Linked DNA regions of Homo sapiens: region 2 is linked to region 1. A link is a contact called in ENCODE Hi-C data. All regions are on one chromosome and are shown on one strand. The core of a region is the stretch at or near the end of the contact, and the rest is flanking DNA. Distances in the headings are between cores, read along the strand shown. Region 1 holds the start of EMC1-AS1 (EMC1 antisense RNA 1). Region 2 holds the start of CDC42 (cell division cycle 42).

The links. A loop is a pair of places that touch in the nucleus more often than their neighbours do. Pooled maps may share reads with other maps.
Region 2: a loop to region 1 is called in a pooled map, with 16 times the contacts of the local background. The contact joins the promoter of CDC42 here to the promoter of EMC1-AS1 in region 1. A Hi-C loop is called at or near these places in 4 of 50 pooled maps.

The regions. Positions count from the first base shown.
Region 1 is chr1:19,206,967-19,211,913 of GRCh38, forward strand. EMC1-AS1 (EMC1 antisense RNA 1) reads left to right here and starts at 3,420. Exons shown (of 2, transcript NR_135114.1): 1 at 3,420-3,593. It overlaps UBR4 (ubiquitin protein ligase E3 component n-recognin 4), which reads right to left and starts at 3,300. Exons shown (of 106, transcript NM_020765.3): 1 at 3,107-3,300. The coding sequence starts at 3,282. RefSeq lists silencers at 2,970-3,289, 4,315-4,384 and enhancers at 3,340-3,389, 3,640-3,689.
Region 2 is chr1:22,050,182-22,055,228 of GRCh38, forward strand. It overlaps CDC42 (cell division cycle 42), which reads left to right and starts at 2,528. Exons shown (of 6, transcript NM_001791.4): 1 at 2,528-2,561. RefSeq lists silencers at 2,617-2,766, 2,827-3,046, 3,057-3,236 and enhancers at 2,949-3,516, 3,517-4,085.

The DNA.
Region 1 (4,947 bases), core at 2,170-4,669:
CAATGGTCAAGAGATAAATACAATGGCTAAGCAGGCTACCAGGTCGAAAGTAAGAGTTGGCATGATGGAGCCAGGATATCAAAAAAGGAAGCAGAGAGTAGTAGACTGCAACAGAAAAACAGATGGTCCCCGGTGACAAGGAAGAAAAACATGGCAGGTTTAACAAGAGAAAAAAACCAGGAAACTGCAGAAGATGGGAGTGGCAACACAGAACTAAAGTGGCAGCCTAGACATCTCAACCTCTGATTAGCTAGACAACAAGGCCCACCTCAGCATCTACAGTGTTGGCTTTCATCTGGTACTATAGCTTCCTATGCAAGACATACTCCCACAATTCTGAGACCTTTACTTTTTAGAAAGACAAATAAATAAAACCTTTGGGCTGGGTGCAGTGGCTCACGCCTGTAATCCCAGCACTTTGGAAGGCCAAGGCGGGCGGATCACCTGCGGTCAGAAGTTCAAGACCAGCCTGACCAGCATGGTGAAACCTCGTCTCTACTACAAATACAAAAATTAGCCGGGTCTGGTGGCGCACATCTATAATCCCAGCTACTTGGGAGGCTGAGGCACGAGAATCACTTGAACCTGGGAGGCGTAGGTTGCAGTGAGGTAAAATCGTGCCACTGCACTCCAGCCTGGGTGACACAGCAAGACTCTGTCTCCAAAAAATAAATAAATAAATAAAACTTTTGAAAACCAGAATAATGATAGCAGGGTATAATTTGTGTGCTCCAAGCTAGGGGTTGGCAAACTATGGCCTGCAGGCCAAATCCAGGAAGTCACCTGTTTTTGTATGGCTAAGAGTGGTTGAAAAAAAAAAAATCAAAAGAATAGTTTGTGACATGTAAATATTACATGAAATTCAAATTTCAGTGCCCATAGATATAATTTTAAACACAGCCATGCCCATTCATTTATATATGGTGTGTGGCTGCTTTCACACAATGATGGCAGAGTTAAACAGTCCAGACAGAGACCACATGTCCCAAAATTATCTACTATCTGGCCATTTACAGGACGTTTGCCAACGCCTGCTTTATAACAAACTGAACACTTGATACGTTTAGCTGTTCTCACTGTAAAGAACTTGTAAGCCAGGTATTTCTTCTGGAAATTTTTCTTTAGATCATACTCCTCTCACACAGCCTGCAGAGGACACATAGGCTTTCAAAGCTAACTGAGCTCCAAAAACCAGAAGACTTAAAAGATCTTGCCTTCCGGCTGGGCACGGTAGCTCATGCCTGTAATTCCAGCACTTTGGGAGGCCAAGGCGGGTGGATCACAAGGTCAGGATATGGAGACCATTCTGGCTAACATGGTGAAACCTCATCTCTACTTAAAATACAAAAAGTTAGCTGGGCGTGGTGGCAGGCACCTGTAGTCCCAGCTACTTGGGAGGCTGAGGCAGGAGAATGGTGTGAACCTGGGAGGTGGAGCTTGCAGTGAGCTGAGATGGCGCCACTGCATTCCAGCCTGGGTGACAGAGCAAGAATCCATCTCAAAAAAAAAAAAAAAAAAAAAAAGAGATCTTGCCTTCCAATAAATGCGTTACCAAAGACCCATCAGTTTGGACTTATTTTCTAAGCCATAAAGAGAGATCTTATTAATGTCTACAAATACAACTCTTGATTATTTGTACAAACAGAGGGTATGGCAAAGACCACTACCACATACATGGCAAAATTCAAACCTAGTGATGTATTTGGTTGGAGGGTGTTCCTTAAGTATTACAGCTTTAAAGGTGGCCCCAGAATACAGGATTTATGGAAGGGTGTCAACAAATTATTAATATTTTATAACCTATCCAGCTCATGTCCAGAAAAACATAAAAGCAAATGCTCTAAAAAGACTGGAACGTTACTGATTCTACGTAACATGAGTATGAGTCAGGAAAAATACTGCCAATCCAAATGTTTAAAACAAAAAGCAGCCACGTAATTTGAAAGTAGTATATTTGAAACCTGTTTACATCTTCAGAACATTCCTGGCCTGATGATTAGATAGCAAAATCCGTCTGTAAAGCTGACTGTGAAGTTACCAAACTCAACCATTATTTTATTATAATTTGTTAAAAACTCTGCATCCAAAGGATTACAAGTCTACAACAAGAAAAAGCACAAAAACAATTTGTCAAACCGTGGGCCTCCTTTGAGTAACAAATAGCAATTTTTAACCTCTGGATAGCAGCTAGATATACCCTTGTCATCGTGAAGCTAAAATGACCCAGTTAACAATTGCAGGGAGTTGCTGAAATGAGGTATGGCTAGAAAAATGAAAGTCAGTCTGGCTTTAAAAGCAAAAGTCTACCATTAAACTAATGAAAGACTGCTCTGAGCACAGTATGTCAGGAAAAGGCAGGCACTCTGAGATCACCATCTTTGTACCTACATAACTGTCACTAGCTAAGAATCGCTGTGCAAAAAGACAAAAACACACAAAAGGAAACCAACAGATAGTACCGTTTGTAAAAGAATGTGATGATATTTTAATGCGAGGGGGATGGGAGGCAGCAAGAGAACACACACACCACACATCCTCTGGGAAAATGATCTCTCAGACACACACTGAAATGTTTTTAATCAAAGACCGATACAGTAGGAATGCACAAGGAGTGCAACGTAAAAAGAGGTCATCAATGTAGCTAGTGGCTTCAGTCACAGAAATAGCACGTGCCCCCACTGATTACAGCACCGCGGGGAGACCGTTATTAAATTATACCGTACGGCTCCGCTCCGGCCCAGGCTAGGAGGATGAGTGCGGGCGAGAAATGCAAACTCATCTGTGACTTGACCCAAGGGGCAGCCCCGTGAACATTCCCTTAAGAGGGCGAATGCATCTCACTCTCAACCATGTCCGGCCACGCCCTCCCGCAGGGAGGCCGCTAAAGTTTTGCTCGAGAGGGGAAACTGAGGTAGAGGTGATTTACATGCGTTGGCGGAGGGAAACCCAGGCAAGCCAGTCTCCCCGGGCCCGGGACCCCGAAGCCGTGGCTGTGGCGGGGATCCTCAAGGGGGCAGGGGGCGGCCCGGAAAGCGGGTCCAGACGATCCGGCTCGAAATCCCCTCCCCCCACAACAGCGTCGCCCGCCAGAGCCGCCGCCCGGTACCTCTCGATGACTGAGGCCACCAGCTGCGGCAACTCCTTCATCTCGAAGGCGGAGTAGGACGCGGACAGCAGGGGCCGCACAGCCACCTCCCAGCCCGGGGTCGTGTCCGCCCCCGTTGCCGGGGTCCCCGGCGCCGGAGCCGCTGCCGCCGCCTCTTCGCCGCCGCTCGTCGCCATCTTCCGTCGTACTACTGCGGCTCCCTCCGGGGGCTTGCCACCGGCCCAGCGCCGCCTCCCAGGAGGGGGCGGAAGTGACGCAATCTGTCGCGTCAGACTGCGCGCCGCCGTCATGGGTCAAAAACGCGACGCGCGGAGCGGCCTTTGCTCTCACCGGGGTCGAGCCGCGGCGAGGGAACGGATCGGAGACGCTGCGCCTGCTCAGAAGGTAGCGCAGCGGGGAAAGGCGGGAGAGCGTTAACTTCTGAGCCTGCGCGGTGGGAGTTGCTCAAGCAGGTGGTAGCGACTTGGCTTCCGGGCAGCGGGTAAAGGTGAGTCTGGGGCATGGGTTCAGTGGGCAAGTCTAGGGCAGCAGAGTTGACTACGCCTCGGCGTATAGAATGGCCCTGGCCTGGGACAGCTAAGGACGACAAGAGGAGGCCGAAGCCTAAAACGCTTTCACCTGCTTCTTCCCCTGCCTAGATCCCCCCAATAGTAATACTAAAGAGCGCCATAGTTTACAAAGATTTCTCCCTCTCACAACACCTTTTAATCACTGATCCGTATTCCCTTAGCACTCAAATCTCTTCTGTTTGGATTGCCCTCATTAACAATCTGACCAGCTCGTACAATGCATCCCTCTTTGCAATTTGCCACGTATGCTTACGTGTTCCCCTTTTTTCTACTGGCAAGGAAAGAATGTAAGCTTTTATTCACAGGAGATGTCTGAGACTTTTGCCGGTAAAATGATCTGGCTACAAGGTCTAAGAGGGAAAAGCAGTTTGCTCGAGGAAAGGTATTCGTGCATTAAGGACAGTCCTGTGAGTGAGATATTGGTGGACGGCTTCAAGCTCTAGCCTGTGGCCTACAGCTGGCCTAAATAAGACTGGGAAGGAACTGTGAAGACGGTTTCAAATTCCTAAAGCCCTGAAATTCTCCCCCTAAGTTTAGGAAGAGCTTTTGTTCTTGGTGTGTAACACTGATAAATGAATTGGTACCTAGTGATTAATCTGCACTTTTATTAAGATATGACCTACTTTACCTTTTTTGAGACAGGATCTTGCTCTGTCGCCCAATAGCCCAGGCTGGAGTGCAGTGGCAGAGTTGCAGCTGGCTGCAGCCTCCACCTCCCTGGCTCAAGTGATCTTCCAGCCTCAGCCTCCCCAGTAGCTGAGACTATACAGGTGCAGGCCACCACTCTTAATTTTTTTTGTTTGTTTTTAAGAGACAGGTCTCCCTACGTAGCCCAAGCTGTTTTCGAAGTCCTAGGTTCCTCCCACCTTGGACTCCCAAAGTGCTGGGATTACAGGCTTGACCCACTGCGCCCAGCCTGCATCTTTACATTCGAAATAAAATTCAGTCAAGTCAAAGCCGGTCTTGGAGGAAAATGTGGCTTTGATGACAGCAGTAGGGATTTTCCTTCAGTGCCTACTTACCAGAGGATAATAATAACAGCAAGTTTCTTAAACATAAAAACATCAGAAATGAAAAAGAACTTTCCATAACACTATAAATATTGCAGTATTTCAAGATACTGAACCAGAGCCCTAAGGAAAGGCTGGAGACCCAGAATTTTATAATGGCTTTGGGACATGAATTTTATTTTAACCAGAGGACAAAATTAATCTGCAAAAGCTGTCTTGGAGAAATTTCAGGAAATAAAAGATCAAATGTATCTGCTGTCCT
Region 2 (5,047 bases), core at 1,278-3,777, 2.8 Mb after region 1:
GAGCAAATTTTTGTGTGTGTGTTTTTTAGTACAGATGGGGTTTTACCATGTTGGTCAGGCTGGTCTTCAACTCCTGACCTCAGGTGATCCACCAGCCTCAGCCTCACAAAGTGCTGGGATTACAGATGTGAGCCACTGTGCCTGGCCTGAAGCTTATCTTCTAATTTCTCTATAATAAACCTGCTTGATAGTGTGGTAGTGTCATAGTCAACTAGAGCCAGCCTCCTGAGTGCAAGTCTCAGCTCTGCCACTGCTTGGCATGGCGGCTATGGACAAGTCTCTTAACACCTCTGAGCTTCAGTTCATGTAACCATAAAGTGGGGGTAACAGTTCTTAACTCATAGGGTGGCTGTGAGTATTAAATTAGCTACTACTACCTGCAAAGCTATTAGCCATACCTGCAGTAAACACTAAAAAATGTAGTTCTTATTTTTGGGTAATTAAAAAATCCAAAAGAGGGCTGGGTGCGGTGGCTTACACCTGTAATCGCAGCCCTTTGGGAGGCCAAGGCAGGTGGATCACAAAGTCATGAGTTCAAGACCAGCTTGGCCAATATGGTGAAACCCCGTCTCTACTAAAAATACAAAAATTAGCTGGGCATGGTGGTGGGCACCTGTAGTCTCAGCCACTTGGGAGGCTGAGGCAGGAGAATTGCTTGAACCCGGGAGGCGGAGATTGCAGTGAGCCGAGATCGAACCACTGCATTCCAGCCTGGGTGACAGAGCGAGACTCCGTCTCAAAAAAAAAAAAAAAATCCAAAAGAAAATATGACTATAAGTCAATATACTGGAATTAAGTGTCTTTGTTGGCCAAATAGCTGTGGCAGTAGACAATAAATGAGCTGTTATTAAGATAAGCAATTTTTTTTTATTTTTTTTGAGACAGAGTCTCGCTCTGTTGCCCAGGCTGGAGTGCAGTGGCGCGATCTTGGCTCACTGCAAGCTCCGCCTCCCGGGTTCACGCCATTCTCCTGCCTCAGCCTCTCGAGTAGCTATGACTACAGGAGCTCGCCACCACGCCCGGCTAATTTTTTTGTATTTTTAGTAGAGGCGGGGTTTCACCGTGTTAGCCAGGATGGTCTCGATCTCCTGACCTCGTGATCCGCCCGCCTTGGCCTCCCAAAGTGCTGCGATTACAGGCATGAGCCACCGTGCCCGGCCTAGGATAAGCAATTTAAGCGATTTTTCTCTAACATGGGGAAACATCTAAGAATAAGAGAGGGAAGTTCTCTATTTTCCTGAAGCTTTCATACTAGCAGAGAAGACAAATAATAGATACTGCGAAGATAGGATGATTGAAGAATGCAGTGATATAAATTTGGGGGAAGAGGAGGGAGGCAGAGCAAAGAAATTCAAGGCCTTGGCCAGACGTAATGTCTCACACCTTGTAATCCCAGCAGTTTGGGAGGCTGAGGCAGGCTGATAGCTTGTGTCCAGGAGTTCGAGACCAGCCTGGGCAATCCAGCAAAACCCTGTGTCTACAAAAAAATACAAAAATTAGCCAGGCATGGTGGCATGCGCCTGTGGTCCCAGCTACTTGGGAGGCTGAGGTGGGAGAATCGCCGGGACGTCGAGATTGCAGTGAGCTGAGATCGTGCCACTGCACTCCTGCCTGGGTGACAGAGCAAGAACGTCTCAAAGAAAAAACAACAACAACAACAACAACAACAACAACAAAAACACAAGGCCTGTGGTTGGGGGAAGGTTGTAACTCTAAAAAAGACCCATGTGGCTACAGCGAGGGACACTGGGTGTAGGTAGAGATAAGAAGAGTGATACTCAGTTCTCACATCACGGCGGACTGAATACAGGCCCGGGGAGTGAGAGACCATCCACCCCTGTGATCTGGGGCAAGTCACCAGCCCTTTCAGAGAAGCTTCCGTCTTCTCTGCAAAATGGGACAATACCTTGCTTCACAAGCTTGCAAGGATCAAAAGAACTGGTAGTGGGCCGGGCGCGGTGGTTCACGCCCGTAATCCCAGCACTTTGGGAGGTCGAGGCAGGTGGATCACTTACTTGAGGTCACGGGTTCGAGACCAGCCTGGGCAAAATGGTGAAACCCCGTGTCTGCTAAAAATACAAACATTAGCCTGGCGTGGTGGCAGGTGCCAGTGATCCCAGCTACTCGGGAGGCAGAGGCAGGAGGATCGCTTGAACCCAAGGGGTGGAGGTTGCAGTGAGCTGAGATCGCGCGCTGCACTCCAGTCTGGGCAACAGATCAAGACTGTCTCAGAAAAAACAAACAAAAAAGAACTGGTAGAGGAAGCGCTTTGCATACTATCGTTCACAGTATTATTACAAATACAACCATTAGGAAAACATGCAGAGCATAGCCCCGAACTCACGAGCTGCGCCGGCCCGCGCGTGCGCGACAGGCGGGCGGAGCCAGGGCAGTCCAGGCACCGCCTTGACCCGCCCCAGCCTCTTCCCCTTCCCTGTTCCTCCCACTTCCGCGGGCACCCAACTGTGCGTCTCCTGCGCGCTGACGTCAGGTGCGTGCCCCTGTCCGGCAGCCGAGGAGACCCCGCGCAGTGCTGCCAACGCCCCGGTGGAGAAGCTGAGGTGAGTGCGGGGCCCGAGGTTCCCCGCGGGAGCTGCCACCCTACCTTCCCATCCCCGCCGTCTCCGTCCTCTCCCAGTCCTCGGGGACACCCCGTCTGCGGGATCGTGGGGGGCCCGGGAGCACGGGTTGTGGGGGAGTGCCCGGCTCGCGCTGCGTCCTCCGGGCGGGCGCGGGTCCGCGTTCTGTGGGGGAGCCGGGGCGGGGGTCGCGGCCGGGGAGGCAGGGGGCGCCCGTCTGAGGAGGGGCGCGCGGCCGGGGCTCGGGGCGCGAGCGGGACCGGGCTGTCACCGGCAGCGGCGGAAGGAAGGGGGTCACACCCATCCTGGGCGCCCGGGCTCCCCTCCCCCCAGCCCGGCCCGGCGGGCTCCTAAGGGCGGCCGGGGGCCTCAGAGCGACTCGCGGGCGCTTGGGCCGGGCCGGGCGCCGGTCTTCCGTGCTGGCAGGCTGCGTTCCGTGCCCTGCGCTCCGGCCTGGACTTCCTGCTTCGCCGGGCGCCGCCGCGGACATTTTGCGGCGGGGGTGGGGGGGCGGGGGAGGGGAGTGGCGTTGCGGCCGCGGCGGGGCGGTGGCAGGAGGGCAGCTCGCTGGCTGCTCGCGGCGGTGCCTGTCCGAGCTCCCCTCCGCGCCGGCCGCGTCCTCTGGGCGGGGTGGCCCCGAGCCACGGCCTCCAGGCTGCTCTTCCTTTCGGAGGTCGAGTTCCTAGCATTTCCATCCGCTCCTCCAGCCCGCTCCCTGCCGGTTTAGCTGAAGCTTCCCTTTCGGGGAGTTACCTAACTACCTCCCGAAGCCGTCGTTCTGCTGCTTGGTTAATTCCTCTTATCGGGGGGGAATTTTCTTTGTTCGTTTGTTTTTCCTCCCCTTTAAGTCCAAGATAAATGTAGTGTGGAAGATTACGTCATCGCGGTATAAGGAGTGAGACTTAACTCCTACAAGTCAGGGACTTAAATTCAAACAGCATTTTGCAGCCTTAGTCGGTCACCCAGTGGCTTATCCTGCCTGCTTCCCAACACGTCGTATTCACAGATGATGTTTTGAAAGCTTGTTACTTGTGTTCATGACCGCCTTCAGTGCACCTAAAAGCTAGGAAGGTTTAAAATCCCAGGATTAGTTTGTGTCAGGGAATAAAGTGTAAGACAACACCGTCCACGGCCCCTTGCGTGGCATTAACTTTAAATAGAGGTCCCTTTGACTATACTAGAATGAGGTGGGTTTATTTGTGGGAACACTTTTCGGTCCAAAATGACTTTCCCAGACTGTTTATTCTCCTTTATGACTTACTGCATGCTGGGAATCTCCCTAGGTTGATTCAAGTGCACTTTTTGTGGTGAAGTTGTGTTGAAAAGAGGATCAGTTTATGCCTGATCTATGCTAGACATTTTAGTTTTGTTATTAAAAACGAGACTTCGATCTTTAAGCAAAAAACTTAATATTTTCATAATTTTGAGATCACAATTTTTATTTTTTTTGAGACAGGGTCTCAAAGACGTTACTAAATATAATGGATATTGCACTCCCAGGCTGCAGTGCAGTGGCGCGATCTTGGCCCACCGCAGCCTCCGCCTCCCGGGGTCAAGTGAGCCTCCCACCTCAGCCTCCCGAGTAGCTGGTACTGCAGGCATGTACCACCATGCCCCGCTAATTTTTGTATTTTTTGTACAGACAGGGTTTCGCCATGTTGCCCAGGCTGGTCTCGGACTCCTGGGGTCAAGCAGAGATCACAATTTTTGTTCCCTAGGGTGTTTACATTCTAAATTTTGTATCCTTCCGCGACTGCAATAGTATCACACAAAAATGTTGACTCTGTAAAGCAAATGAGATCCAATTGTGTAATGCATTGTTGTAAAGATAATTCATGTCGAAACAAGTGCTTTCCCACTGTTTCTCATTTCTATAGAGAACAGATTGGTAAACACTTAAAAGGAGTGTAGGTTCAAGGCAGCTTTCTGTAGTGTGTAGGCATTACAGACCATTGGATAGGTGTGGAACTTGAATCTTCTGAAATACATTTGTTAGCCTTGATGTAATATTTTAGGCATATAAAATTGGAACACATCTGCCTTATTTTCTTGAGCTTTCTATTTTTAATAATTTTAAATAATATCAATTTGTATCTTTCCTTTTAGAAAGTAACAGTAGTTTGAATTTATGTATATATATATATATATATATATATATATATTTTTTTTTTTTTTTTTTTTTTTTTTTTTTTTTTTTTTTTTTTTTTTTTTGAGAAGGAGTCTCGCTCTGTCTCCCAGGCTGGAGTGCAGTGGCGCAATCTCAGCTCACTGCAAGCTCCGCCTCCCAGGTTCACACCATTCTCCTGCCTCAGCCTCCCGAACAGCTGGGACTACAGGCGCCCGCCACCACGCCCGGCTAATTTTTTGTATTTTTAGTAGAGACGGGGTTTCACGGTGTTAGCCAGGATAGTCTTGATCTCCTGACCTCGTGATCCGCCCGCCTCGTCCCCGCAAAGTGCTGAGATTAC